Regions from separate parts of the Homo sapiens genome. Here region 2 is linked to region 1. A link is a loop called in an ENCODE intact Hi-C map of the cell type or tissue named here. Cell type or tissue: heart right ventricle. All regions are shown on one strand. Links, peaks and the distances in the headings refer to the core of each region. The heading gives the core; the rest is flanking DNA. Region 1 has its middle 180 kb from the start of MIR1244-2. Region 2 has its middle 140 kb from the start of LINC02147.

What was found. Hi-C counts contacts between places; a loop is a spot of excess contacts. Peaks named below come from ENCODE experiments on the same cell type or tissue, not always from the same donor. Only the 100,000 strongest peaks of a DNase experiment are listed, where the experiment ranks them.
Region 2: a loop joins it to region 1, with 4 times the contacts of the local background. A loop is called at or near these places in 11 of 110 quality-filtered maps.

The regions. Positions count from the first base shown.
Region 1 is chr5:118,783,850-118,800,235 of GRCh38, reverse strand. No RefSeq gene overlaps it. Among named protein-coding and RNA genes, the nearest start is that of MIR1244-2, 180 kb to the left of the region's middle. RefSeq lists an enhancer at 1-1,073. In heart right ventricle, for the core only: CTCF peaks have their summits at 7,787 and 8,005 (motif pointing right); no DNase peak of the experiment used is centred there; H3K4me3 peaks cover 478 bases; H3K27ac peaks cover 602 bases.
Region 2 is chr5:117,582,135-117,598,520 of GRCh38, reverse strand. No RefSeq gene overlaps it. Among named protein-coding and RNA genes, the nearest start is that of LINC02147, 140 kb to the left of the region's middle. In heart right ventricle, for the core only: a CTCF peak has its summit at 7,385 (motif pointing left); no DNase peak of the experiment used is centred there.

The DNA.
Region 1 (16,386 bases), core at 4,272-12,271:
ACCTCTGGGGAATGTGGACACAGTGGTAAGGTCAACCCCACAATAAGGAGGCTTTCTTGGTCTCAATAGGCACTTTATGCTCATTCAAAAAGAAATACTTCGAAAGCTTTTTTGGCCAGGGTGTGTGAGCATTGCTGTGCAAAGAGAAAGAGCCAGCTTGGGCTGGGCCAAGGGAAATTAGGCTGACCCGTGGAGGGTCCTAGAACTGGCTCTGAGGTGAGGTGGGTTGATGTGGGTTTGAAGATGACCTGCTAATACCTGGTCAGTTTACAGTAACCCTTTGCACTCGACTCACACTGGTGGATGCGAGACATGTCTAAAACATGTTTGACTGTTTTACTCACAGGCAGTTTTTCTTTGTTCTAGATTGGGCCCCTAACCATGTTTTAAACTACTGTATATTTTACCACTATTTAGGGTTATGTAGGCCAGACAAAATAATTATTCCTGAGAATAATCCTTAAGAATAGTTTATGAATTATCTATCATTTCAAAGCCAATGTTTTCACTTCTTGCAATTTTCAGGGAAAGTTTTCATCTAGAGAAAATACTACATAGTAGATTTCAGTGAAATATAGTAAAGAAATTTTAGGGAAAAATTAACTAAATTTTGGTGAGAAAAAATTTAGGGAAATTTCAGTAAGAAATTATAATTCCTATTTTGGGGTTATAAGAAGACAAGAAGGAATAGTCCAATGTGCTTTAGGTTACAGCTACAAAAAATAGTAGTCTTACGTTCAGGAAGAATTCATAATTCCTGAAGTTTAGTATAAGAGGAAAATAGAATCTGGGGATAGAAGTATTAATTGATACACGCTTATATTGGCTTGATAAATATTGATTTCCATATAGTAACATCTGACTTATCTGAAATCATTATAGCCAGTAATTTTAGTGGTTAGTAACAGAAAACCAACCAAAATGGGCTTAGCAAAAGGAGTATTTAATGGCAGTTGAAAGTGAAAAATACAAGTAGGGATGTTTGATGGAGGGGCTCAGATGGGATCACCAGGACTCTCTTCTCTCCATCTCTCATTTCTGCTTCATCTGGATTAAATTCCCCATGGTCAGTAGCATTGCTATAGCTGTTCTAGCCTTACAGACTTACTACTCTCTGCCTCTTTTCCAGGTGATCCTATAAAACTTGTGGGATTAATTCTGGTTGAACTGATTTAGGTCATGCCCACTTCTTCATCTTGACTCTGATGTGGGGAAATGCTGTGCACTGGTTGACTTAGGTCTGGGTCACTGACTTCTCTCCTGGGGCTGGGCTGGAGACCTGAAGCATCCAGTGGACTGTAAGAGAGCAAGGGATAAGTTCTCAGATGAAAATCAAAGGCATAAGACAGCATAATGGAAATGAGAAAGATCAATGTCTACCAAGTGTCCCAAAATGTATCTTATTTTAAAACATGATTTTCCTGTTTTCCATGATAGTTTATTGAGAAAAATATTTTGTAAAAAGCCTAGCTTGGTCAATAAAATGTACTTTCTCAGTACTTGATCATTTTCAAATTCCCCTGTTGACACCTTTGAAACCAATATATTGAACATTCTCCACATACAGGCTTTTCTAAAAATGTATATTGAGATAGAGTATACTAAATAGTCTCCTCCCTGTCTGAGTCCTAGGAATCTCAGCAATCCTTTCACAAATGGTGTTCTGTGAGCTGGTGTGTCTTTGGTATGAACCCACTGTGGGTGGAATGAGCTCTTTTCAGACCTGTGTGTGTTACTTCTCTTAGTCAAAGGACAAAATCCCTTACACCAGCTGGCTTATAAACAACAAACATGGATTACTCACAGTTCTAGAGGCTGGGAAGTTCAAGATCAATGTGCCAGCAAGTTTGGTGTTGGATATGGGCCCATTTCCTGGTTGATAGATCGCTCCCTTTCACTGTATCCTTACATGGTGGGAAGGATAAATGAGCTCCCTTGGGTTCATTTTTTAAGGGCATTAATCCCATTTGTGAAGACTGCCATCATGACCTAATTGCCCTCCAGAAGGCCCTACCTCCTAATACCATTGTCTTGGGGATTAGCATTTCATCATATGAATTTTGAGGGGATACAAACATGCAGACAATAGCATTCTCTCTGGGAAATACCTAAGTCAGGGTCAGGTCTTGGTAGGTGAGTTAGAATAAAACCCTTACCCAGTGGTCCTGACTACAGGATTTGGTCAGGAGCTTCTGTGCTCTCACACTCTGCACTCTACTCCTTGGCTTCAAAGTGAGGGATTGTTGTAGTTAGGTCAGTTTGGTGATTCCAGTCCTTTTCCTCTGGAATCTTTTTGTACCATATTATTTCTACAGCAAATTATTATTATTATTATTATTATTATTGTTTGAGACAGGATCTCACTCTGTCAGCCATGCTGGAGTGTAGTGGTGCAAACATGGCTCATTGCAGCCTTGAACTCCTGGGCTCCAGTTATCCTCCAGCCTCAGCCTCCCAAGTAGCTGAGACTACAGATGCACACCACCACACTTGGCTAATTTTTTTTTTTTTTTTTTTTTTTTGTAACAACAGGGTCTTGCCATCTTGTTCAGACTGGTCTTGAACACCTGAGCTCAAGCAGTCTTCCTGCCTCAGCCTCCCAAAGTTTTGGGATTACAGATGTGAGCCACCTCGCCCAGCCAACAAACTCTCTTTCTTCATATTTGTTGAGAGATACTTGTGTCTTATTCATAGCTGAACTTGCATAGCATATTAAACCTTTCCTTATTTTTTTTCTGAGTATAGCACCTTATTTGCCTCTCATCAGTCCAGGACTTGGGTTAAGTAATTGTTTAACTTTATTTTTATTTATTTATTTATTTATTTGAGACAGAGTCTTACTCTGTCACTGAGGCTGGAGTGCAGTGGCACGATCTCGGCTCACTGCAAGCTCCGCCCCCCGGGTTCATGCCATTCTCCTGCCTCAGCCTCTTGAGTAGCTGGGACAACAGGTGCCCCCCACCACGCCCGGCTAATTTTTTTGTATTTTTAGTAGAGACGGAGTTTTACCGTGTTAGCCAGGATGGTCTCGATTTCCTGACCTCGTGATCTGCCCGCCTCGGCCTCCAAAGTGCTGAGATTATAGGCGTGAGCCACCGCCCCCGGCCTAACTTTATTAACTCTAGCCCGTCCAGGGATACAATCTAAGACACCAAATAATTTCAGTTACTAGAAGGGCACCAATATGGGATGCAGATAGTAAAGGTTGTTAGGCTTAAATGGAGGTAAGTATTCCTACAATCATTTAATCTCATTCTTTTTTAAATAACTGAGCCTGAAATGTGAACTTTAATCTTCCAATGTCCTCAAGATTTTGATACAACTAGAGCTCTTTCCTTCTGTACCGAAGACCCTAGGTTGTTAGCTTTCTACTTGGTTTATGATATTTTCTATTTTTGTCTTATAACTGTTACTTCTTAAAACAATCAGTATACCTAATTTGAAGAGATTCCTGGGCTTCCCTGTTGTTTTATATTTTTAAGATAAGGAAAACTTGAGTGATTTACATGTAATTCCAGTGCATATGTTTAATACACTGACTTTGGAGCATTTAGTTTGGCTTGCTGGATATCTGCCTCCATCCCCTTATTTTCTAGTTACTTTCTGGGTCCTGAGTATGAAAAATAGGTGGAGGGAGTTTGGCCCTTGCATTTTGCAAAAGGCAAATGTGTACTTTTTAGTTTTAAGGACCTCAAGAAAAGCTGTCTAATCTTGGAGACTATGTTTCATGAATGAACAAGTGGTTTCTTTCAGCTATTCTGTTAAGAACAATTTTTCAAATGATCGAATAAATTTGCTGAGTGAATGCATGTGCATTTTGCTGTTGTCAGAAAGATGTGAAATACAGCAGCAGTGGGTGGGCCTGGCTCTCAGTTGAACTGTCATGTAGATGAGGTTTGCCTTCAGGGCCCTCACACATTCCCTTCTGTTACCAATCTCCTGTTTCCTGGGCTTCATCCTCCACCTGTCCTGGCTCCCAGATACCTAGGATTCTCAGGCCACTCAGCAGTCTGGGCTCCTTTTTGCTCTGCTCTGCCTGCAAAGGTCTTCTCGCCCTAGGCAGTGCATAATGCCCTCGTTTGGCCCTCCCAGCCAGTCATCTAAGCTAAACAAAGCAGATTCCTAATCTACTTGGATCCCAGCTAGCTGCCACTACTGGAAATGAGTGCCACTACTGGAACTTAGCCTCATTAAGGTGTTAATACATTGAAATGGTTTAATAAACTATTTTTCCTGAGATTACAGGCATTATGGTAAGAAAGACTTAAGGTCCATTTACATTTAAGTCAAGGGAATTATCATACTAAGTTGGAATTTCAGGCAAGTCCATGGTCCAATAGGCCTAGCAAGGGGGCAGCTTTCTGTATTTCCCCTGAGGCAGACTAATCCCCTTCTTCATGGGCTTTCTCCCTGTCTTGCTCTGTTAGTACGGTGTTTGGGATATGGATATCTCCCTTATCACCAGGATGGCTGGGTATTGGTTTCCAGCTGTGTTCCTTCTGGGTTCATATCTAGGGGTTGGGCCTGTTTATGACCATTGCCACCATCTCCTGGACTGATTTCCCTGGATACAGCCCTGCACCAGATTTGGCTGTCTTACCATCTCTGCCCCACTTGACCATTCTGAAGCCACATTCTCTGTACTTCTTTGTGATAGAACCCTATTGCCTTCCATTTGGACTTGCACCAGAGATAGCATATGTGGAATATGGACTTACTTTGTGACTATTAACTCCTCCCTGGGGCTGCTGATTCTTCTCCCACATTTCCTACATTTGCTATCTACCCCCTTTTCTCTAGCTCTGGCTCTGTGTCTCCCAGCAGCCTGCACTGCTCACCTGCCCTGTAGATATTGTGGAGAACCATAGAGTTATAATACATACAGTGTATGGGGAGGACATTTTGTAGTAAAGAAAAATTCATGATTTGAACCTTGGTTGCCTCCCAGAGATACTCATTCCACTTTATCACGGATGCATACCCTTTACCCTACTTCACCCAGAGTCTTCATTTTTCCAAGATAAAATATCCATTCCTTCTTCGATCGGATTACCAGATTCTTCATTAAACCAGTTATTCTCTTACAGGAAATCCACTTTGCTAATGTCTCCCTGAAAATTTGGTGTCCAAAGAGGAACAAAATATAGGCAGCACGAGAGTTCACATAAGTGTTTTACCAACTGGCCTGCATTGCTCCATCTTGTCCTCAAAGACATGATGGGAAACGTAAAAAAAAATGCCTTACTGAAATCCAGATTGACCTTGTCAAAAAGGAGCTATTTCACATAAAACATGCGTACAAACACACACGTAAAAATCGGACAACATTTATACATTACAACTTAAATATGCAAAATAAAAAGGTAGTATCCTTTATTTCTTATAAGTGCTCTCATTTTGTCCTCAATCCCATATTCCATTCAGTAGCAAGAAAAAAATCAATCGAAAACTTGTCAGTTCTTGGTATCTTGATAACTTGGCCTCTTTGGTTTTTAAATAGACTCTGTTGGGTTAGCTCAAGTGTCTTTCAGATAAGTATTCATTTAAATTCAAGGTTCAAACTTCTTACAAGAAAAGGATATTTCTTTTTTTTTTCCCAAGGATTTGCCCCTCCACTTTCTGCTCCCTAAGGCGCTATATGGGTATCAGCGAGGGCAGACTCAAGGATGCCAGTGTATGGTAATGAGTTATTGTCTGGGTGTTTGTGCTGTCTTTGGAGTCTTCTCTGGTCACTGTGGAGATGTTTCTTATCTGTCTGGATCATCGAGCTGCTGGTGTCTGCTGTAGAAAAACTGTGGCTGATAACACTGTGTATCAGGGACAAGGGTAAAACAACTACCTGTTATAGATCATGACCTCTTCTCTCACCCTAGTGAAGTCCAGGTAAAAAGTGAAGGACACAGAAAAAGATGGCAATGAGATGATGACTGTGTGGGGCTGAGATGAGCAGTGCATTTTCAGCCCGCTAACTTGGTACAATGGGCTGAATATTTGTGTCCTCCTAAAATTACACATTGAAATTGTAACCTGCAGTGTATTAGGAGATGGGGACTTTGGGAGGTAATTAGGTCATGAGAGTACAGCACTCATGAGCAAGATTAGTGTCATTATAAAAAGAACTTCAGGTAACTCTCTTGCCCTGTTTCTTCTATGTAAGGATACAATGAGAAGTCAGCAGTCTGCAACCTGGAAGAGGCCCTTCACCATGCTGGCACCCTGATCTCAGATTTCTAGCTTCCAGAACTGCAAGAAATAAATTTCTGTTGTTTATAACCCACCCAATCTATGCAGCTTGAACTAAGACTCTTGGCAGAGGATAGCTACTGTGGCTTTATTCTGGCTGCAAGAAGAGCTGTTGCTAAAGCCAGCTCCTAAGCCCGTGGTCCGTTTCAGTTGGGAGTTTACAGGTCAGGAGTCAGTTGTCCACAGGAACACTTCTGCAATTCTCCCAGTGTGGAAATCCATGTTTCAGGTTCTTTGTTCCAGAAATGCAGACAACTCAATACAGGTGCTCATTTTTAGACTTTATATTGTGAGAGAAAACCACCTGCTCTAAAGAAGGGGGGCATGGAGCAGAGTGGACAGAGTACAGGCTTTGGAGACAGTGCTAGGTTTTCTTTTCCCTGTTCCCTTTGACCTTGAACATTTCTGAGTTTCATTATCAGTAAAACAGAGGTAACAAATGCCAATCTGATTTAAGAAAACAGTGTCTGTCAATAAATTGAAGCTATAATTATAAATCATAACAATATCTTCTAAGCCCAAATACTGTTTTTCAAACACTCCAAAGAGATGGCAGCTTGCTTCCTTTATCATTGGTTGGCTTAATTAAGTATGACATTTACCCCCAGTACAACCATTTTTCGTTGAGACAAATGCCTTGTCTCCTCAGAGGATCTCCCTCTTCCTGACAGAGCCCAGAGGATCCCCATGAACATCCTTCCGCTCCCTCCCCTGGGGATCCGGGACCATACTAGCCCTGTCTCATTGCCCTCATTACTCAGCCCAGGGAGGACTGGTAGGAACTCCCTTTGTGGCTTGTTGACATCAACTCTGAGGATGTGCAAGATGGATTAAGAAAAGGCCTCTGATAGCTTTTTCTTTTCAGGAAGCTGAATGTTTTTCAAATCAGAAGCAAAAGGATTTAGCACAGGGAGGCTAGGACTGCATTTCTGTCAAGGTGGAGAAAGCTAAACTCCCTTTCCCCTGAGGCCCTTCTGTATTTCCCACTGGGCTGTACCTCCCTGTCATGCTTTAAGCCTTCCCTTCCTGGTCTTCCTCCTCAAAGCCTCTCAGCTGAGTCCTGCTCTTCTGTCGATCCAATGTGTGAGACTGAACCTGAAGACAGGGAGGATAGAGAGGTCCTGTTCTGGGAGGAATAAGGTCGGTTGTATACTTGCGTTGTGTAGGAGGGCTTTGCCCAGCAGTTTTTGGGTGCTTCCTCTGCTTATTTATTTAATCAAATTTCTGCAGCAAGAGTTACAAAACAGAAGAGCAACAAGCTTTCCTACCATTCTTTGGCCCCCAAAATACTCCCAGGGCGGGCATGGCATCCTGGCTAAAGAAACATGGTCCAAATTCTGAGTGGTGTTGGGCTTCCTTTCCTCCTTGTCTGGGGAAAGTGGCTCCAAATAGTGACTTACTTCTTGTCTTCTCCAGTGACTTGCCCTTTGCCTGGCTGTCTCTGGGGATGTGAGGAGAGCTGGGAGGGAGTGAAATCTCAGTTGCATAGTTGTATTTCTCTTGCTGACAGAGAGTTCTCAAGCTTTTGGAGCCAAGAATTAGGAGTGGAAATGTTCGTGGTTTTTCCAGTGAGGCTAAACCATTGTCTTGAAGTATATGAAATCTTAAAAGTGCAGCTTGGTCTGGGCGGTCTGTAATCTGTAACGACCTCTAGAGAACCCTGCAGATCTCTTTTGTAGGAGTCCATGATTGTACAATACACATCATTTGCTGGATTGGGGAAAGTGAGGCCTTGTGACAGGAGGCCTGCCATAGAATCAGATGACCAGAAGGTGGCACTAGTAGTATTTATAAGGAGCCACTGCAGAAGATTTGGTCAATGATACAGCACTTGCTTCTTTCCAACTCTCTAAAGTGAAACAACTGTGTTTTGTTAACACCATGTTACACAGAGCTTTTTTTGTGGATTTCTGCTTTCACCCAAACCGTCACAGCCTACTTTCTTGCCGTGTTAGGAGTGTTACTTACAATGAATTCAAAGGCCGGAAGGTTTTGTTTGTTGAAGTTTGCTCCATGTATTTAATATGCTTTCTATTCTTTGAAGCTTTGACAAAAACAGTCTTGAATTCTCTGGGAAAAAAGAGACCCCGTTTGTTTGGCAACTGTTCTCCCTGCTCCCTTCACCCACTTTGGGACTGTTCCAGAGGTCTAGATGCAAGGTTGATGTTGTCTGCCCTGCCAAGCTTTTAGCTTGTCAAGGCTTTTAATATTCTTTGTATGAGTTTAATGTAAAAAGGCACCAAGTTATTCCTGCCTTTACATGACTAATAGACTGCCTCATAAATAAGTAACTCTGTCTATATAGTTTTTAACAGTAAAATAACCTACTTAAAAGGAACTTGAAAGCCATTAAGAAACTTGAGAGAAACTCAGCAAGAAGCCTCCCTTTCTGTGTCGGTTTGTTTAGCAGAGGAAGATTTTTCCAGTGGAAGCAGTTGGCAACAGTCCTATTAATGGTAACATAGAAACCTACATCTTATCCATTTGTTGGTAGCTCTCTAGAACAAGGGGCTACCAGTCATGGCATGAGGAACGACAGCAGAGGTGGCAAACTTTTCTGTAAAGACCCAAATAATAAATATTTTAGGCTCTGCAGGCCATAAGGTCTCAGTTGCGGCTACCCAACTCTGCCACTTTAGCTCAAAAGTAGCCATGGGTGATATATAGATGAATGGGTATAGCTTTGTTCTAATAAAACTTTCTTCACAAAAATAGGCAGCAGGCTGGATTTGACTTATGGGCCATAGTTTGCAGAACCCTGAACTAGAAAAAGGGAGAATTAATTTTTTTCCTTCTCCATTATGGACATTTCCTTTTTCATCCTCTTGTTTTGCTAGGATAGTAGCTGAGGGTTGTCCACGTGTGTTTGGCCTCGTCCTGGCTGATTTCCCACTATTACAGGAACACAAGGAGCAGAGAAGCTTCTGTTTCTGCTATGGCCACTGCAAGTAGGGAAAATCACTGACAAAAGTAGGGGATGGGGGATGGGTGTGTTATCTCCTTCTTAGTTCTTAAAGGTAAGGGTTTGTATTGGATCAAGTGGATTCAGCATAATCTTCTGGTGGCATTGTATTTGGCTAACGCTGGTCCTCTAAATTAGGAGTCAGCACAGGACATGGGCCAAATCTGACCCTCTACCTATTTTGATAAGTAAAGTTTTATTGAAACACAGTCATGCACATTTCCTTACATATGGCCCATTGCCATTTTACAGTGATGAAGCTGAATGGTTGTGACAGAGGCCTTATGACTTACAGAGCTTAAGAGATTTATTATCTGTCCCTTTATAGAAAAAATTTGCTGACCCATGCTCTAGAGTAGTGCTTTTCAGACACTGTGATAGGCTACTTTCCCTCTTTCATTTCCTTTAAAAAATCCATCATGACGATGTGTAGTTCTGTTGTCCATGACTGATAGCAACTTGTGTCACATCCAACTGACCACATCAGGCCTGAAGCCTCCCCGGGTCCATTCCTATCGAAGGAGATGAGTCTTCACTGTGTATGTGCTTTGGATGTGACCACAAGGTCAAATGACTATAAATGTTTTAATTCCTTACACCCAAATTCTGTACTCATCTAGTAATGGACTAGGAACACTTTGCAGATCAGCAGCATGGTTCTAGGGCACTGCTACTCAAAGCGTGGTCCTTGATCCATCAGTATTACTTAAGTGTCTTGTTGAAATGCAATTTCTGATTCATTTCAAAAATCTCATGTGGGGCTTGTCATTCAGAATTTCTAGTAGATTTCCAGATGAGGTTGATGCCACTGGTCCTTGGACCATACTTTGCCTTTGCTCTAGAGGTATTTATAAAGGGGTCAAATTTAATATCAGATGCTGCCTATACTCACAGAATGGTGCTGGCTACATTATTCCCATTTTACTGATTAGGACTATCTTATATAGAAAAGTGAAGCAATTTGCAATGGGCAACCAAGAATGAAACACAGATGCCATTAACTAAGAGATGCCTAAGAAATATAGGCACTCTTACATTAACTTATACATAATATTTTAATCTGGTAGTCAGTTTTCCTAGTGCTGAAACCAGCTGTGCTTGCAACTTAGCTGGAACAAAATCAGTAGTGATATTGATTATAGCCTGTTAAACAAGTACGGAACATAAAAAGAAATGCAGATTGCTCTTAACCCCGAACCCCTCCTCAACCCCTACCTTCTTCATTTCCTTCCTCCTCTCATGTTATTGTGGGTTGTTTGGAGAGTTTTCAGATCTTCACTTGGACATGCAAATCATTGGGAATGAATATGTCAAGTAGGAAATGAAATCCTTTTTTATGTGTTTATAATGGTAACACATGAAAAATATACTTAAATAAAGAAATCAGACAAATGCTTTTCTGTGTCATTTGGGGGCACTGTTGTAGCCACATATCCAGGATTGGGATTTGCATGTGGAGATTTATGTCACTAGAGCTGAATTCTGCCCATTTCCTGTCCTCCCTTAGCTGCTGTTTATCAACTGCTGCTTATCACTTTAAAAGATCTGGGCCATTGAGAAGAACAGAAAAAGAGGCTAATAAGGGAACTTAACTTTCTGGGTTGCTTACCATGAAGTTTATTTAGGAGACAAATCTCTTTATAAAAGATTCACCCTGTGTAGGGCATTAAAAATGCTGATGATGTTTGCTCATCTATTCTACAACAACATTGCTTTGCTTTTATATCTATACCATTGTTCCATAATTTTCCTGTTCAGAAATCAGTTTCCATTGGAATTAATTTGTAATGTATCAAAGGGAGGTTGTAGCCATGTTCTCTAGGATAAAGTGCCAACCTAGGGCAAAGCCTTTTGTATCAGCTTCTTTGAAAGGACCCACATCCTTCTCCTTATGGTACGTTGGCCCTCCCATGTTTTTTTTTTTTTAATTGCCCTCCAGAGATAATATCAAAACCATGACAACTTTTCATTGGTAGTTTGACCAATGTTCAAGTATTGTCACAATGGCATTTGAAATGAGGAATTCTGTTTTGACAAAGCACAGCTGAGTTGTTTGTGATGCTTTGTGTGTTGAATAAATTACCTAAGGTGATAGGGATCAAAATCTAAGTGTCTTTGTCATTTGAATTCCCAGAAAATTTGAATTCTGAATTGGAAAATTCAGAAAACTATGAAGATGAAATAGATTTCCATAGGCTAAGTTCTTAAACTAACCAACAAGAAGACACCCACAACTCAACCCTTCCAAACTTTTTTCTTCCCAGCAAGGAAGGTGAAAGCCCATCCTTCTGTCTTCTCTTTTCTTCAGCTGTGGGACCATCCACCCAGGCTTCCTACATACAATTCAGCCCCTCCCTGTCCCTCCTTCCACTCCTCCAGTTCAGGTGCATTTTCTCATCTCTATCTTGATTTCTGACATAGCTCCTGAGTGGTCCAGCTGCCAAAAGTCTTACTCTTCCCATATCCTCTTACCATCTGTCTGAAATTCAAATCTGACTGTGTCATTCCCTTTCTGAGACTTACCATCACCATAGGGATGCCATTCCATAACATCTGCAATCCCGACCAGATGTTCCATTATCAGGCTTCCATATTTGTCATTGCTATCTCCCATTATGCCCGGCATTGCACTTTGTACTTGAGTAATATAGAACTATGTGTAGTTTTCAGAAATATCATGCTGTTCCATACCTGGTGCCTTTGGTTACAATTTTTTCCTCTACCTATAAAACTCTACCCCAGTGATTTTCAACCAGGGACAATTTTGTCCCTTGAAGAGACAGTTGGCAACATCTGCAGACATTTTTGTTTGTCATAACTTGGGGAGGGGTGCTACTGGCACATAGTGCATAGAGTCCAAGAATGTCACCCTTCCATAACAAAGAATTATCTGGCCCAAATGTCAATATTGCCAAGGTTGATTAACCTTCCTCTACCTCTTCATTTCCAGTAGGATAATTTCTACTTTCCGATTATGATTTAGGTAAGACTTTCTCTTCTTTAGCAAATTGTTCATGATCCTTCCTTTTGTAGGATTGGGGAAGTAGCCCTTTGCTGTTCTATGAAAGTGTTCTCTGTGTATACCTATACCATATTTTCATAGGCCATATGTTATTATAATTTTTTATTTTTAATAAAGAAAATACAAGTGTTAACAAATAAGCTGTCAGATTGTACCAGAATAATGGCTAAATCCCACATTTTTAGTTCAAAGCAAAGCCAACAGGTGGTTCAGCTACCACTCCTCAGGCTTAAGATGGAAACAAATACAGAAACCAGCTCTACAACCAACCACCCTCCTTCCACACTGTCAACACAAGAAGAAAGTCTATCCCCTCACTCACATTTTGGAGAGAAGATGCTTTCTTTCCCCAAGGATAAGAGGAGGTCCTGAAAGAATTTCCATTAAAAAAAAAAAAGGGTTGGGAGGGCAACCTTCCAAAAGGGTAACTATCATTTTTATTTCTTTTTGGGATGTCTGCTTTGCCAGGGAATTGGGGAAAATCAGATGTGGGTAGTGAGCTTTTTACCAGTGGGCCATGTTGGAGTAACCAGCCATCCATACCAACTGCCCTGAGTGTATATACAATGAGTGAAAACAGCAATTAATACTACCAAACTAAGGCAAGACTGCAACAAATCAGTCAAGACCGGCCCAGTCAGGAGGGTAGTTTTTGTTCCTTTCTTGCTCCCTCAGCCACACCCTGACAGGGTAGCAAGCAACAGTGGGTAGAGGAAGAGGAGAGGAGAGGTGTGGAAGTCAAACCCTCCACTTCAGAGGAGTAAAATCAAAGCTCTTGCGTATGCTTGGGGCTGGGGTGGGAGTAGAGAGAAGAGATTTGAATCAGATGTGTTACTGAAGTTTTTTAAATAAATAGGACTAAATCATGGAAACAGAAAGGGTACTGTTTGTATAAGTCAGAGTGTCTTAAAACTTATGGAACTGGGTCAAGATTATATGAAGGAAGGCATTACTTATATAAGACATCTAGGAATAGCTACTGCCAAAAAAAGTCACCTTTATATCCCAGTGAGTTGACAGGGTTCAATAAGCCATTCACAAATATCTATGATAAAAAATTTCAAACAGCACAAGAAGAAATCATAATTATACTGTATAATAATGCCATAATCTATATGTCAACACAACACTGGGGGTCTTAGAGTCCTTCCTTCTTCTTATGGGGAAATCGTCACATGGGATGGGTGAGTCATGAAGTTCGGAGCGTCTTGGGTCCCTCCTACATTAGGGAGTCTCCATTACTGCAGAAGGCCTCTTGCAGGCCTGGAGTGTGAGTAGACAGGAAGGTCAGCAACAATGCCTTTCTACACCGGAGCTCAGAAGGAAAGCTCCATTAGCCTTCACCAGACCCACATGACTTACTTTAATGTCAGTATATAAGATCTTTTTTGAAGGTTTGAGTATTCTAAGAAAGGTTTTATAGAGGTCAAAGTTCTAGTTAACTGGGAACTTCCTAAGGGAAGGCATTTCAAATTAGTGATGTGGATGCTGCCTGTACCCCTGACTGGGCTCATACCCTGCCACACAGACACACACACACAGACACGCACACACACACACACACACACACACACACACATTATGCAATCCCATTTTTTGGTGTCTTGGTCTAGAAGACAACTCTATTCCCTTCCATGGGAGATTTCTCTCTCTGGGTTTCTTTTGGCTTCTCCTATGTTGCAAAATGTCTGAGGCTGCATCCTTCTGAGCATTACCCTTCTCTGCCCTTCATGAAGGCTCTGGACAGAAAGGGGCTGTGTCCTTCCACCTCTGCAGGACTTGCTACCTACCTAATTTTCTGGGCCTGGTGTAAAATGATAATGTTAAACCTCTTGTTAAAAAAATTATTAACAATTTTGAGATAGTGGCAGCAGAGCCCTAAACAGGAGCCCTTCTCAGCATGGCATCCTGTGTGACTGCACTGGTCTCATGCCCAGGAAGCTGGCCCTGCCCTTCTGTGGGAGCTGAAGCCCAGCAGCTGCCTTTACTGGGTCATCTCTAAAGAGGGTACACTTTTCAAAATCATTAGTTAATTTTCCTCAGAGACACTGTAGTCAGTACATTTCCAGGAAAGAACATTACCCCCTGGCATGACTCTGACTTTGTCCTTCAGGAACAATACGCAGCCTGTGATGGTGCTGAGATGCCTTTGAGTGTTTACCATCTGCCTAGACCTGACAGCATCCCAAATGGGAAAAACACACACATTGGCTTCTAATTCTCTTGCCCAAGGAATGGTGCTGGTGCCACTTGATTTATTTTGATTCATCTTTCTCTGACAGAAGAAGGAGAGGAGAGAGTTTCTAATTCCTTCTTTTTGTGTGTGTGATAAAATATACATAACATAAAATCTACCATCTCAACCATTTTCTGGTGCATAGTACAGTGGCCTCAAGTACATTCATACTATTGTGCAGCAATCACCACTATTCATCTCCAGAACTTTTTCATCACCCTAAATTTAATTCCTTTTATTGCATCTATTTGCCTGGACCAGAAACCCCTTGAAGGCTGAGAACATGACTTTCTCATCTTTTAATATCCATGGCCTTCTATATAGTAGACACTCAAAATGCTTATTAAACTGCATTTACATTCAGCAGAGATAAACAGAGTGGAAAGCTGCCATAGCATTACCTGTGGAAATGAATGAAAGCCTGTGATTCGGTGAGTGCTGCTTGCCTTTGTTATCAATGCCACCCTTTCCTTTCCCGGGAAATAATGTGAATTTTTTTGATATATACACTATTAATATCCTTTATGATGTCCTGCTGCCTTCTAGTTTATAAAACATTCAGGAATTTCCAGTAAACTGAGTAACATGCAATTAAACAAATAAAGCTCATGCCTTAAATCCTTTCATCAAAACAAAACAAAACACCACCCTGCCAAAAAAAAAAACAAAAAAAAACAGAATAATTAACTACTAATATTTACTTGCATTACATCCTGAATTCTTCCATGGGTCCATTCCTTTTTCTAATTAACAAGAATTTTACTTTACCTAAAGTTTTTGTTGCATAATGTGAGGAAACCACTTTTTGTCTGTTTGAAAACTATTTAAATGTGAAAACTATTTAAATGTGTCTAAAATGCATTTCTAAAATGTGTCTAAAATGCAGATTTAGGAAAGAAAGGACTCAGTCCAATCAATATTCACCTCTTAAAGGATCATCTAAAAGAATTCAGTAAATATTTTTATATGATTCTTTGAAGTTCAGAGGCTGGAGACAAGTTTAGCAAATTAGTAAAAGCAGATGTTGAGGAAATGTTTTGACTGGAGGAAGATGGTCAGGGGGTTCTCATAGTCCTGGATTCAAATAAATGGTTTGAAATGAAAACTGAAAAGATACCAAAGGGAGGGATGTTGCAATTGTTAAATAGAAATATGTCCAAAAAGAATTATTCCTTTCTGAAAAATTTAAGCAAACGGGTATAGGCCAAAACAAGGCAGCCTATAGGCTTTTTGAAGCAAAGCTGCTCTGATGTACTGCTGTGATACATATTTCTTAGACACGTTTTTGATTGTTTAGAATAGATTGAGGAAAAATATACTTGGGCCAAGAAAGGATTCTCAATTGAACTGTCATGGGGAGCAAGCTATATCTCCCCTCTTCTTCCTAAGAGGCATTGATATTATCTTTTTGTCATTTTATTGGATACTCACTATTATATCTAGGAATTTATCATAGTTCTCAATGTGTGGGAAAAAATAAAGAACCATTTGTCTCTAAGAATCACATTGTTGGAGTCAGCTGATTATAATAATCATGTATGAAGCTTACTCAGGAATTTCTTAACATTTGCTGTTGAGCACCATTCCTTTATATCTTGTTCTAAATTATGGCTATGTTAGAGAAAGATTTGTAATTATGTGTAAATTAGGAATTAAACTTTTGTATTTGTTAGAGTAATAGCTGGTGCAGCAAATTAGCCACAAAATTTCAGCTGTGTAATACAGTGGGTTTTCCTGGTTAGTAGGCAGATAGCTTTCCTCCATGTGGTAACATGGGGACCCAGGCTCTTTCTGTCTTCTGGTTCTACCATATCCTAGGGTCTTAAAGTCCTTTTCATGAGGCCGGTGGAAGTGGGAAGGCTATGAGGAGAAGGCACACCAGAATTGATACACATTACTTTTACTCACATTCCGTTAGCAAGA
Region 2 (16,386 bases), core at 3,687-11,686, 1.2 Mb after region 1:
AAACCAACAAATTGACTTGAATGGCTTTATTTTTCCTCATTTTTTCTTGCTTATTTTGTTTTGCAAACTTCTGAGAGAGACTCAGCTATTCTGATATAAAAATATAAATACGGTGGTTTGGACCTGAATGAGACCTTTTTAAATGCAAGTACTAAATGAATATGTAACTCTAATTTAGGTGAATACTGAACAATAACATACATATGCTTTTAAAGTTTCCCAGCATTGTGCATGTTAAATTATTTATTTTTTCTCTCTTTCTCACCGGGCTGTATCTTCAAAAGCTCAGTGTTAATTATCATGGCCTTATGGGTCAGCTATGGGTACAATTTGCAGGAGTTATATGAAGTTTCTATAGCATTTGGTCTCATACATTTATTTCTAAACGATTACTTCTCTGTGGCCAGTGTGGATTATACTTTGCCAGCCCCATATGTGGCAGTGTTCTGTAAGTTTCTATATATATTTTTAGGCCAAACTATTTCTGCCTTCCCCAAGTTACTCTGGACCTCAGGAGAAAGCTAAAGAGAAGAGGTGCCCTAATTCTAGTAACAAGCTCCTCATGATTAAGATAGTAAATGCACACTTATTTCTAAAATTGGTGATTCTCTCATGTTCTCTCAGTATTTTATATATCATTTATCCTCTTCCTTAATAAAAATACTGAACTTCTACTTTAACATCGCACTGTCATTGTCATAAGGTCATGCCATTTCTAGCTTTGAGATATCTCTAAAATTTGCTCTCTCTTCATCATTTCCATTGCTGCCATCTTAGGTCAGGGCTTAATCGGGTATTCTCCAAGCTTTTAAACAGCTTCCTTTAGGCCTCCAGCTCTATTCTTTCCTTAAGTGAATTAACTATCTATTCCATACAGTAGTCAGTTTTCTCTATGACTGTGTCCCTTATCTGTTTATAAACTACTAATGTCTGTTACACATACATAGACATACTTCTTTCTCAGTATACTTTATTACTTGAGATTGCTTTAATAAGTCATCAGATCATCTGCCTCCATACTTTACAGATGCAGTTCATATGTTTGGCACACCCTCTCTTCCACAGAATCTGTTTGAAAAATTGTTCTTTAGCCATAGCATTCACAAGGTATTTAATGTTTTCTGAAATTCTAGAAAAAGTTACTTGTATTTTTCTCTGAATTTTAAAAAATCTTTTTATTCACAGGTCTCAATAATAGCAGTGTAATTTATTTGTTTTGCCTTTCTCTAATAGATTCTCTGAAGAAATGGACAGTTTTAATTGTATTTGTATCTTTTACCACCTACCATAACCAACATATTCTAGGTACACAATAACATAATGGCTTTCAAGGCTGACTCTATTAGAATCATTTGTGTAACTTATATGCAGAGACAGGTTTGGGCTCCATCTGAAACTTTTCAAAATCAACAATTCTAAATTAGTCTCAAGTTACTGTACTTCTGCTCAACTCCTGAGACCAAATAATGCACTCATAAATACATCTGGGATATATACTTTTATGAGGATTTCCTCCATAAAAGCAATTGTAAATAGAACTTTGATGAGATAGAAGTTAGAGGAATTTTCCCTGCCATCCACTATGGCATAAAATGCCTTATTGCTTCTTGACCCTCCTACAGCTAGCCTGGCTAGCTGTAGTTAGTGTTTGCATGAGCTTTGTGAGTTTGGTTGTGGTACTCTCCAGGAATCATTAAGAATGATAATAATAACATCTACTGAATACATGTGTGAGGCATGTTTATATGTGCTCAACACATTTAATTCTGACAATGACTGTATGAGTCATTATCCGTACTTTATAGATGAAAAATTGAGACTTCGACAAGGTAGGTAACCCCTTCAGAGTCAAACAGCTTGAAATCAGATAAAGCCAGAGTTAGAGCACAGGCAACTCACACCCATAGTTTATGTTCTTATATATGTCTCATCAAACATCAGCTACACAACTTATTTAGTACAAGGAGGCTAGGAAAAGATGAATAATTTTAAGACAAACAAAACAAGAACACACTAAAATCATCTAACTTTCATGTTAGATACTTTACATTTATTTTCTAATAAATGACTTAAAAAATACAAAAAGTAGTGTATTCTCCAGTTAACATTATGCAACAGTTGCATGGACCTTCCATGACAAACATTCTCAGTTACAAGCACACATATGTACTTTTTTTTTTCTTGTAACAACTGAGAGTCAAATACTGTTACCTCCATTTTAGAGAGAATGTGACTTGCCCAGTTCCACACATTTAATAAGGAGTAAAGCAGGGGCTCATATCCAGGTCTAGACACTCCAAAATGCATTGTTTTTGTTTTGTTTGTTCTCCCTCCCCCCCACATTTTAATATCTATATCATTTATGGATCACTCTCTAAAGTAAAAAAACAATTTAAGTAGTGGTCATGTGTGTTCATCTACACTACTAGGCACAGGCAAGAGGGCAATACAACAAAAGGGGCAGGATTCAACTGCATAACTTGCCTCAGTGTTTGTTTTCATTCTGTGATTGATACCTATTGTTTTATTTATTACATGGTGCTGTCACATTTCATTGATCATTCCCTTAAATGGGTTTTGACATTTCTTGCATAAATGAACTTCACAGGATCCAAATATATTAAGGAGATTTGTACGGTTCAATAGACTGATAGCTCATTCAATTGAAATGTAATGTTATTCCTCCCAGTTTTGCACAAATGTATTATAAATTAAAAACTGCTTTTCACTTTTTCACTTTCCTTACCAACAGTATTTAGACCTTCACTATTGTACTCAAGCAGCAATTTTGAATGAATTTTCCAATGCTCTTCTAAAAGTAGTATGATGGCTAAAAAATAATCTGACCACAATAATAGATAACCTGAAGTTCATCTGTGAGTTTAGAATTCTCATCATTTAAGCTAACTGTCTGGATGTATATGTGTATAGGTACACATGTAGACATTGATGATTCTATGGCACTGTAAGGTACTGTTCAGTATATTACCAAAGTTGCAAATATTTGTTTGTTAAGAAAATACTACTATGCCCCAAAGACCTGAAAGTATTAAAAGGGCTGACTTTACAGCAAATGAATAATGAGTTACCTTCATTTAATGTAAAATATAATTGGAGACTGAATTAGTCTAGCGATGTTTCTTTAATGATATGACTGCCAGTATTTTTCAGAGTGGCACTTCTTTCAGAATCATTTACTGCGTGTTTTCTGTCAAAGCAGGCTATCAGAAGCAAATGAACATTATTTGTTTCATTTTCTTAGAAAATATCTGCAAACTGAAAGTTCAATATATCTGTTGAGATGGAAAAACATCTCTTAATTCAATCTCCTTTAGAGAAGCCTGGGCATTCTCATTTGTACCAGTCAGCAAATTAACAAAATTAACTAATATTTTGATACAAAGGACCTTTCTTTTATGCTCAACAAAAAGAAAAAATATTTCTGCATGTTGTCTTGTCGCTTTTTAGTGTATGTATAAACTGTTTTTATTTTTAATTTTTATTTATTTTTTCTTTTTGAGATGGAGTCTCTCTCTGTCTCCCAGGCTGGAGTCTCCCAGGCACTATCTTGGCTCACTGCAACCTCCGCCTCCGGGGTTCAAGCAATTCTTCTGCTTCAGCCTCCAGAGTAGCTGGGATTACAGATGCCTGCCACCATGCCCAGCTAATTTTTGTATTTTTAATAGAGACCGTGTTGTCCAGTCTGGTCTCAGATTCCTGGCCTCAAGTGATCCACTCACCTCGGCCTCCTAAAGTGCTGGGATTACAGGCATGAGCCACCGCACCTGGCTTAATCTATTTTTATTTTTGATGCGTGATTTTTTTTTTTAGCACTTCAAAGAATTTCAACAAGATGATTTATATTGTTGGTTTTGCTGAAAATAGTATATATGTTACCCCTCTAAAGAAGGAATCAGACCAAAGATATATTTGTTTTCTAATCGTGGTTTCCAATAAGATCTGGAAGCGTTGAGAAATATTTCCACAAATTGTATTTGTTATGAAACCAAAACGTTTGAATTCCAAGAAACAATTAGTTCCATAAACAACTAGTTCACATGTTGAGAGATGAAGAAATCATTACAATGTTCTAAATATGATTCATATCCACAGAACTTTGTGATTTTTCCAAGCTTAACCTTAAGGAATAAGCCTTGGCAGTGTTTGGAAGCGGGACAATTGCCTCTCCTTCTGGGCTGACATTTCTGTGGGCCATGTGTGCCGCTCACTGCAGCACCTCCTCCTCCTCTTCAGCCTGTGAGATATTTCCTGTTCTTTCCAGTTGCCAGGCACCCACTAGCTCAGATAATAGGAAACTAGTCTTGGCTTTGTGCTGTTGTACCAATCCCATCATCATTCCCTTTTCTTGTTTTTATTCTCCTTAAGTTTAATTCTTTGTTGTCTCTCTCTCTCTCTCTCTCTCCCCCCATCTCTCTCTCTCTCTCTCCCTCTCTCCATCTCCTTCTCTCTTCTCTCTCTCTTTGGTTCTGTCCTTTCTCTCACTGAGACTCCCCAAACTAGCAAAGGATGTCTAACTGCTTCTCAAGTCTCAACACAGCCACAACCTTATTTAATAATCTATATCCATCTCAAGCTGGCACTTTCTCTGCTTCTCTTTCTTGTTCTTTCAGATTTTCTCTGTCCAAACCTTGCATTCCAGAATTTGACTCTCTCGAAGTTTCAAAATTATGCTTTCTGCTTTGTGAGCACCTTCTCTGTAAGAAATGCAATGTGAATATTGGGTTCTACATTTTCTGAAACAATTTATTTCATTCTTACTTGAGATATGCGTCCTTTTTCAGAGTTGATCAAATTGGATTTGTTGCTATTTTACTCATTCCCAGAAAGAACCCAATTCATGAGTGCGTGGAATGATTCCCAGGCAAGAAAGCCTACTCTGCTCTAGTGGGCCCTGCTTCCTTGTTTCCTTTTGTTTTGAAGTGACTTAAGTTTGGTTTTCACCAGACTCAATTCCTAAATTAGTTTAAGGCGTCCCAAACAGTAAATGTTGAGTTGAAAATACCTTATTAGACACAATGGTAGATTCAAAGATGGATAAGGCTCGCCTTGTTTCCTCAAAGTCGGTCTTATTTTCTAGTGGGTATATGAATGCATGCAATAAGCAGAGCATTGATGGGCGATATATGTGAATGTTATGAAGAAACTCCACTCATCCTTCTCATGTCAGTCCCTCAATATAGTATTATACAATGTAGTATTGCCAAGTCCATAATAGAAAGACCAAAAGTACATGAAATTGCAATGTAAAGCGTAGAACATATGTTATAGCCCTAACAGTAGATGAAATTACAATATAAATGGTGAAACATAGCCTATAGTGCTAACAGTTTTCAGATAGCACAATTTACTTACCTAAGGAGTTCACATCACTAAGTTTAAGCGATCTACTGTACAACATAGTGACTATAGTTAATAATATATTGTATCTTTTTTTTTTTTTTTCTTTGAGACAGAGTCCTGTTCTCTCTCCCAGGCTGGAGTACAGTGGCACAATCTCGGTTCTCTGCAACCTCTGCCTCCCAGGTTTCAGCAATTCTCCCAGCCTCAACCTCCTGAGTAGCTGGACTACAAGTACCCGCCACCACTCCCAGCTAATTTTTATATTTTTTTAGTACAGATGGGGTTTTGCTATGTTGGCCAGGCTGGTCTTGAACTCCTGACTTAAGGTGCTTTGTCCACCTTGGGCTCCCAAAGTGCTGGTACTACAAGCGTGAGCTGCCGCACCCAGCCAATATATTGTACTCTTAAAAATACTAAGAGTGATTTATAATCCTCTGGGTATACACCCCGTAATGGGATTGCTGGGCCAAATGGTATTTCTGGTTCTAGATCCTTGAGGAATTGCCACAATGTCTTCCACAAAATGCTCACATATGTTTATTGCAGCACAATTCACAACAGCAAAGGCTTGGAACCAACCCATATGCCCATCAGTGATAGACTGGGTAAAGAAAATGTGGCACATATACACCATAGAATACTATGCAGCCATAAAAAAGATGAGTTCATGTCTTTTGCAGGGACAAGGATGAAGCTGGAAACTATCATTCTCAGCAAACTAACACAGGAACAGAAAACCAAACACCGCATGCTCTCACTCATAAGTGGGAGTTGAACAATGAGAACACATGGACATGGAGGGGAACATGACACACCAGGGCCTGTTGGGGGGTGAGGAGCTAGGGGAGGGATAGCATTAGGAGAAATACCTAATGTAAATGACAGGTTGATGGGTGCAGCAAACCACCATGTCACGTGTATACCTATGTAACAAACCTACACGTTCTGCACATGTGTCCCAGAACTTAAAGTATAAAAAAAAGAAAGAAATATTAAGAATGCATTTAAAGTGTTATCATTACAATAACTGTGTGAGAGAATGCACATGTGAAGTGGTCAGATTTAGTCATTCCACAATGTCTATATGTTTCAAAAAATCATGTAGTACAGAGTAAGTACATACAAAATAAAATACAATTATTGAAGAATGAAAAAGAATTGAACAGCACTAATAATCATCAGTATGGCAGATGAAAACCAAGAGCACGGGTCCAACGGTGCCTGTATGTTATTTATACCTCCAATTCCCTTTGTTCACCACCGTTCTTTTACACTAAGGATATCCTCTTTAGAAATAACTCAAGGGGAAAGAGAGGGAAGTGGGAGAAAAGTAACAAAAGATAATTTGTACAATTTGTGTGTATCTCTCTCTCTATATATATGTGTATATATATACATATATATACTCTACATATATAATATCGTATATAGTATATATTTGTATATACTAGTGTATATAGTATATATTTGTATATACTAGTGTATATAGTATATATTTGTATATACTAGTGTATATAGTATATATTTGTATATACTAGTGTATATAGTATATAGTTGTATATACTATATAGTGTATATAGTATATAGTTGTATATACTATATAGTGTATATAGTATATATTTGTATATACTATATGTATATATACACTATATACATATAGTGTATATACAAAAAGTGTATATATGTACACATATATACATATATATACAAAAAGTGTATATATATGTACACATATATATACAAAAAGTGTATATATACACTGTAAGTGTATATATGTAAGTGTATATATACATATATAGTATATAAACATATTGTATATATACATATATAGTATATAAACATAGTATATATACTATATACTTATATAGTGTATATATATATGTGTATATGTATATGCGTGTGTGTGGGGAGAGACACAGAAAGAGAAAAAATTTTTAGTTACTTTTAGCACCTAGATCTGATTTCACTGCCTCAACATGAGGACCTCACCTAGTAATTCTTTACTGCAGTGACACCTATTGGTGAGGGTATAGCTGATTACCCACAGGTTTGGCTTCTCTGGCAAAAATTAACCTACAAAACAGTTTCAGTTTCCAGCAAATGATGTTCTTTATTTTATTCCCTCTGATTCTTATTTGAGTGAAAAAGTTTGCAGCTGTATTAATATTGTCTTTATTGATGTGAGTAAATGCTTACACCTAGAACTTCATAAAAATCTCAATAAAATGCAAAGCTAACAAGAATTGTTTCAGCACCCCCTCTCTCTACCTTGAAAATACCTGGAATAAGGCAGCAGTCAAAGATTTACTTTGATGCTGGACCCGTCTTTATAGCAAATACTGTCAGAACTTACATTAGCTAGAATTTGATAAGTTTGCTTATGATACCATTTCTTGTACTAAAATTTATTAGGGTAATAAATATGTTTGACATGAGGAATGGGAATGTCCAGTGTCTTCATTGTAACAGACAAACTAACCCAGGGCAAACTATTTATCATCTAGATCCAAGGTAAAGGAATGGGGTCTGTGGTGAGCTACAAGACTTTTCATCAAAGAGTGCGATAGCTTGGCATTGGACCTGCTTCTCAACCATCTATATAGTAGATATCCTGGAAGACTTTCTAAAAGTTGCCAATATCTGAGCCACATTCCAGACCAATCAGATCAGAATCTCTGTAAGTTTGGTATAAACGTCAAGATTTGTTAAAAGTTTCTCCTGAGATTGCATTGTGCAGCTGGGGTTGGGGACCACTAGATAGAAGTTTAAGGTTGGGCTTTAAAAAATGCCATGCCAATTTTTGAATCCCACCTCTACTCCTATCTGCCCTGGGTTCCTAGACAAGTTTTGTTATCTCTCTGAAGGTCAGGCTTCAATTTACTCATCTTGAAAAAAGAGATATGATATAAATAGTTGTTGAAACATTAAAACCAATTAAGTGAGCAAAAGGTTTGGTTGCATATGAGAGTTCACTGCATGTAAATCCCGAGGCTTCACTTTTGAGTCACACTTATAATTGACACATAATTCCCTTAATGCAAATAATAAAATAAGTGCAAATAATAAAATAAATGTATTGATTGATTTTTTTCTCTTCCTTCAGTGGGCTGCTTTCTCTGACTCCCCCTCCCCCGCCAAGATTTCTAGAGTAAATATTTATTTATTTCTGAATTGGAACAATATACTTATCTACAAAATTCCAATGTAAGTGATGGGTAAGGACCTTAGGCTGCATGGCCAAAGATCCCAATATTCTATTCTGATGCTCTGAGATTACTTTTTGATATTCTAGAAAGCCATTCCAATATGGTACTTTCATCATCAAGCCAGTGCATGGGCCTCTAATCAAGCTTGTTTACATTTCATGTAAAACAGAGAGATGGAGTCTTTTTCCTCAAGGAGGTGCGGCACATACTAAAAACTGAGAATTAAAACAAGGTATATTACTGTTTCACATTTTTCCCTGATAAATATTCAAACCCCATTTATTCATATAGTTCAATTATAATTTTCTTTTCAAAAACACTGGGTCAAAAATGTATATGTGTGTGTGTGTGCATGCCTGTGTGTGTATTGTTTCCTTGGTCTGACAGAAAAATTTTAATTTGGGGAGTATAAAACTGTTTTTTTCAATATTAGAGGGATGCAACGACGTTTTAAATGCTCATTTTGCTTTTGTTATACGAAGTTCTGTAAACTTAAGATGGAGAAAAAGTGTTGGAAATAAGACTTAGTGTTTATAGCTGAGTGTGAGATTAACTTCATGGCTTTATAATAGTTACTGACTGGCAAAATAAATCTAAATTGCCTTCAGTGTAAAAGTGAGTACTAGAGGCCATGAGAAGGAGAGGTCACAGTGCTAAAAAGGACATTGTTTGGGGGATTTTTATTAAAAAAAATGATTTTTTTGGTAAATATTATTAAAAATTCCAGCAAAATAAGAAAGACCACAAAAAGTTACTCACAGATACCTAAGTATCTAAAAGTGAGATTTCACAATTCTTGCTATTCTTAACTATAATATAATTTCTTTTTACTTGAATTTAATAGAAGCAGCTGAATGACAACGAGGAGTTTAAACTTCAATTATTCATATACACGATATATCAGTATATAAATATTAAGTTTCTGAAAGAACACAAAGATCATTAAGTGTAGAGCCATCATTTCCTTTCAATTGTATGTTTCACTTTTAAACAATACTTGTTGACTACTTGATATGAAACATGATAAGGGACTTATTTCTCCCATACTTCTCCTCACATCCTTTTTGCCTCAAGTTCTTGCGTTGTGTAACTCTAGGATGTACAATTCACATTTTATGTTATAGGAATGTCTCCCTCTGGAGTTGTGCAATACAGCCATCATTATTCTTCCCACATTCCAATCCATGTGGGTTGTATGATAAATATTTTCTTTCTCAAGGTAAACAACACTTTCTGTTCTGCAACCATAATGCTCCCAATTACTTGGCCTTGGCTTTTCATTTAAATGGTTTTAATAGTCTCATATTTTTATACATTTCGCTGCTGACTAGATTTCATCACCAAGAAATGTCTTCAATTCACGCATTTGTAGCCCCTAAGGATTTCTTTCAATGCATATTTATCTATTCTATAATGTACTAATTTGTAGTTTATAAATCATGCACTCAAATAATGCATTTTTAAAGGATATAAAGTCCCGATATTTTCTTTCCATACCTGCAGTATTTGACTTTTGTATTTCCCAGATGAAAGCACCCCTGACTTTGGAGACCAGCTGGCCTACATCACACCTGTAACAAGGGCTCCTTTCAGAATGTTGGCTCATTTCAAGGCTGATTTCAATCGCCCCAACAGCCATAATAATCCCCATGTGATTCTGTGCTTGTTTGCCATTTTCTGTCATTCTTTCTACACCCTCATGTTACCTATTTCCAAATTTATATGCCATCTGTTTCCTCAGTTGTTTTTCATAAAGACTTTGGACTTAATTGGTCATGGCAAGCTGTTTTTTAAATGGCCAATTCCATTCAATACATGTAATCATTCACAGGCAGGAGGGGAAGTCGATCAATACTTGCAGGAATAACTCAGCACACAGCTCAGCACATAGCCTTGGCCCCAGAGTTTGTGTGTGTTGTATTTGGCCCTCTAGACTCAGGACTGCTGTTGAAATCCTAATCCTGGGCAGTCTAGACGCTTCTTGGATGTTGATCCTTGAGTGTTAACATCTACCTGTAAAAGGAATACACTAGCACTAATGTTCTTAAACTTTAGTGTACATGAGAATTACCTGGAACACTTACTAAAATAAAGATATCTGGACCCCGTCCCCTGAGTTTCTGATTCAGTACGTCTTGATGGTGGTGTCTAAGATTTTACTTTTGTAACAAGTTTCCAGGTGATACTAATTCTTCTGGTCAGAGGACCACACTTTAAAAACCATTGTGGTATAATTTTCTGAACATTTCTTGTTTCTAATCCTATATCTACTGTTGCTATGTATTTGGGAATGACAGCAGCATCTTCCCACATACAAGTGACCTCCGTGAGAGATTGGAGCCCATTAGCAAAACAACTAAGAAGAGGAAATTGATCAGCTGAGTTTATGTATGAGAATGTCTGTTTGTGGTTGTAATGTAGTTGAGCAAAAACTTGGCTGAACATCACATTCTAGGTTTACCTTTTCCTCAACCACTTTACACAAATTGCTTTACTGTTTTCTGAAATTCAATATTGTTGTAGAGGTCAGCTTGAAATTTTCACCCACAAAAGTGACTTGCTTTTTGTCTGCTTGCATATCTAAGGAATGTTTTTTACACCTTTGAAATTCAGTAACTTAACCAGGCTATGTCTCAGTGTCCATTGTAGTATCATTCTTGTAACTGAATGCACTCCTTTGAAATGGATATTAAGTCCTTCCTTTATTCCAGGAAAATTGTCTGCCATTTCATTATAATGAATTTTTTTTCCTTAGGGGTCACCAATTATCTTTACTCAGGGTCATCGTTGACTGTTTCCATATCTATCACCTTCTCATGATTACTAAAAATCTCTGAATTTGTTCTCTGCTTATAAGGTGATTAACTCAAGCCCTTCATATAATTTTCATATATGATTTCCTTTTCTTCCCCTTAGTCTTACAATGAAACTATTTTCAGTTTTAGTTTCCAACCACATCGGTCTGTTGTTTTATTATCTTGTTCTTCATTTATTGACCTGTTTAATTCATAATCTTATTAAAATATTCCACAGGATAAATTACACAGAAATACTATAGAGATTTTTTCTTTTGTTCCTTGCCTTAAATTTCTTCCAAATTGATTATTCCTTGTTTTCTGTTTGTATAATATTCTTTTCTATTATTCTTATTACTTATGTGTTTGGCATAGCTGCCATATCATGTCTTTTTGTCTCTTTGTGGTTCTATGAATGGAACTTCTAATTGATTTAGTGCATTTGCACACTCCCTGGCCCCTTTAGTGCTTTTTGATACATGTTTGTCTTCTACCACAAACCTTCATTTATTCTATCTGCTTTTCTGTAGTCTGAAGATAAAAGACGGATTCAAGAAGGAGAGCTTGACTGGTGCCCTAGGCAGCCTTTGCTGGAGTCCTAAACCATGCTTTCCAACCTCAGACTTTACTGCCAGGGTCAACTCCATTCAGGTAGGGGAGTATCCCCTTTGTCTAACCCTTAGCTCTTCACCCAATGTAATGAAGAACCTTGTAAAATAGCCTCTGACGAACCTCCTCTGAAATCGTGCCTCAGTAAATGGGCTTCTCATGCTGCCTTCATACCTAGTCTTTCTGCTTCCTTCTTCATTGGTAAGTCTTACTGAAAATTCTCAGCGGTTACCTTGACTCTCTTCTCAGTGCCATTTATGATGATGGTAGTGCATAAGGAACCACATTGTGGAGCACAGAAAGGTTTGTTTTCTTTCTTTAGTTAAAAATTCACAATGTATATTACATGAGATTGTACCCCTTTCATTGCTTATTTTCTGACTTGAATTCATTGTTGTGAGCAACTACTTCTATGATCTGACTTCACAATAATAATTTATCTCCCAAGGTTCCTGCTTCTTACAATTTTCTCCCTTCTGGAATATTAGCTCATTGAAGGCAGAGACCATGTTGTTTGTTTTGATTCATGAAAATGTCATGTCTTATATATCGTACAAATTTAATTAATTGAATTCATTAGAACATAGGATTTCTTCAAGTGTCTGTACATTAGATCTTTCGACTCGTTCATCCTTCATACAACATAAGGACTATAGTTAATAAAAATGTCTTGTATTCAGGAGAGTTGGCAAATGAGTAGATTATAGCTGCTCTTGCAATGGGGGATGGAGATGGGTAAGTATGTGAGATGATGGATATGTTCATTTGTTCCATGATAATTATCATTTTGCTATATATACATGTATCTTATCACATTATGTTGTATACCTTAAATGTACTCAATATATTTTACTTTAAAAAATCTTTGTATTTGTTAAAACCACAACAGCTAGATTATTTAGGAATAAAATGTAAAAGCTAGAAATTAACTTTGCAATAGCTTCAGGAGTAGACAAGAATAAATGAGCTAAATTGTGAAATAGGAAGCATTAGATATTCAAACATTTTCTAAAAACAGAAGTACAGTTTGTTTTTCAGTATTTTGATTTTAAAATGGTGGGCATCTTAAACTCAATTGTCCTTCAAGAGAATTTAGACCATGATTCTGTGTTCATGTGTTACCACTAAATTATTAAGTTATTTAATTGCTCTGTGCCTCACTTTCCTCCATTGTAAAATGGAGATAACAATAGTACTCACCTAATAAATTATTTGCTAAACTGAGTTAATATATTGTATGTGTATATATGTTTGTATATATATATATATGTATACATATAGTAACTAGTGTGTGTATATATATATGCATACATATAGTGACTAGCACATAGTGATTAGGTGTGTTTGCTATTGTTCATAGGAACAGAACCACTGATTTATCAACAACATGTCAAATGAAATTCCTGAAAGAATAGCTTGGCATTAAGCACAAATGCTGAAACTGTTTTTTACTTTTTTTTTTTTTTTTTTTTTTGAGACGGAGTCTCACTTTGTTGCCGGGCTGGAGTACAGTGGCACAATCTCACCTCACTGCAACCTCCGCCTCCTGGGTTCAAGTGATTCTCCTGCCTCAGCCTCCCGAGTAGCTGGGACTACAGGCGTGCGCCACCACACCCAGCTAATTTTTGTATTTTTAGTAGAGACATAGTTTCACCATGTTTGCCAGGATGGTCTTGATCTCTTGACCTCATGATCCATTGCCCAAACATATTCTCCTGTGTGTCTCACTTTTAACAACAATAAAATACCCTATTCTCTACCTGGGCAGTCATCAAATAATTTAAATATTTACGAGAGAACTATTTGGCAGTAATTATCACTTGATATTGATTTCCTGAACACACTAAAAATAATAATTTGAAAGGAATGGTGGATCTTCCAATATTAAAAATGTCCACTTAAGGAAAGCATGAGTGAACAGAGATGGACTGAATGGAGAAAAAGTGTAAACTGCTACAATATTAGAACCAAAGGTTATTCACTAATAATGCCTTGATACAAATAATATGGCACTTGTGAACACAGAGCTAGTGATTGTGAGATTAAGTATTATGTTAAACAAAATGAATAGCTCCTTGTTTGTGACAAATCCGTCACCTTTTATCACCAACAGTATCATGTAATCAGACACTGGTAAGATAGCAGAATACCCCTCAAACCTCTAATCAATCATTAGTACATGTCCCACCTCACTAATAATTGCTTCCTTTTGTTTATAATTTCATCACCTAATCATGTTGCTAAAAACTAAAGTTCAGCTTTATTATTTTTAGGGCTTAATTTAAATGGAACCATACAGCATGTATTCTTTTAAGTCTAGCTTAGTTTGCTACATGTTATCTTTGTGAAATTGTCCATAATGTTGCATGTAACTGTTTATTGTCATTGATATATAATATCCCTTCGTATGATTATAGCACACTAAAAATTATTTATTTTTTTCTTTTTCTTGTTTTTTTTTAATTATTATTATACTTTAAGGTTTAGGGTACATGTGCACAATGTGCAGGTTAGTTACATATGTATACATGTGCCATGCTGGTGTGCTGCACTCATTAACTCATCATTTAGCATTATGACGAGTTATTAATTTGTAGTGTAGCGTTTCATAATAAAATGGTTAAAAATTAATTGTAAAAAATATGGGCTACTCAAATAATAGATTTTAAAAGAATGCCTAAAACGTATCTTAATGATATGAGGAAATGTTACTTCTTTTACTAAAACCTTTTATTGTACTTTATTACTGGTCCTCCTGGCTATTAGAAAAACTAAGAGACACTAGCAGGGATTTATTGATACCTGGAAAACACTAAAGTCCTAAATGCCATCAATTTGCGCTCCAGGAATGGAGTTAGATTTCATAGTGAATGACTGGGAAAGAAGATTTAAAAGTCTTCAGCTGCTGCTGCTGCTTCTTTTAAAGCTCTTAATTATGAATAAGCATTTCTATTTCAAGGTCCAAACAGTGATTCTAAAACCACCTGACTCCTCTTCAGTATGATATAAATTTCATCTCTAAAACCACTTCGAGGTGGGCGACTCTTGTTCTTGGTTAGCAAATGAGTTCATAGGCTTGGAAGTACCCAGGGTAGGGAACTTAGCTTACAGAGTAGTATGCAATGTTTCAGTGTCTATACACAATTGACAGAGATGGTACAAGCCATGAATAGTGGAGACATAGAGAAATGGGGCATCATGCTGCCACTTAACAAATTCACTTGATCACATCCCTCCCTACAATGTTCAGATTACAAAGCAGATATTCTGCCCCACTGACACTTCTCAGGTCTCATCCCTTCTGAGATTACTTGTATGAGTTGTACTATCGGTCCGTCCTCACATTACTATAAGGAAATACCCAAGACTGGGTAATTTATAAAGGAAAGAGGTTTAATTGACTCACATTTCAGCATGGCTGGGGAGGCCTCAGGAAACTTACAATTACGGCAGGAGATAAAGGAGAAGCAAGACACCTTCTTCTCAAGATGGCAGGAAGGAGACTTGCTGAGCGAGGGGGAAAGAACCACTTATAAAACCTCAGATCTCGTTAGAACTCACTCACTATCACGAGAACAGCATGGGGGAAACCATCCCAATGATTCAATTACCTGCACCTGGTCTCTCCCTTCACACATGGACATGATGAGGATTATGTAGATTACAATTCAAGATGAGATTCAGGTGGGGAGAGAAAACCTAACTATATCAAGTCATGCTCCGTTTAGTACAAGACTTAGCACTACCCCTCTTTTGCATCACAGATCTGTTCAAATGGATATTTGCATATCGTCATGCTCCTGCCCAGATGAAGACAGGCCAAAGACTTTTGTTCACAAACCATTGAATTTCCTCCAATGCAGAAAGATTCACTGATGATATCTTATGCTATGAAGAGAAGTGTGAAGAGAAAACCACAGCCTTTTGTTAAAAAGAATAAATGTATAAAAACAAAAGACATCCATTATATGCAAAAGATGCTTGCAAACCTATGTTTAGAGCAGCACAATTTGCAATTGCAAAAATATGGAACCAGCCTAAATGCCCACCAATCACCTAGTGGGCAAAAAAAATTGGCATATATACACCATAGAATGCTATTCAGCCACAAAAAGGGACAAAATAATGGCATTCGCAGCAACCTGGATGGAGTTGGAGATCATTATTCTAAGTGAAGTAACTCAGGAATAGAGAACCAAATATTGTATTTTCTCACTTATAAGTGGGAACTAAGCTATGAGGACACAAAGGTATAAGAATGATATGATGGACTTTGGGATCGGGAGAAGAGTGGGAGGGAGGTGAGGGATAACTGACTATATATTGGGTACAGTGTACACTGCTCAAGTGACAGGTGCACCAAAATCTCAGAAATTACCAGTAAGGAACTTAGCCATGTAACAAAACACCACCTG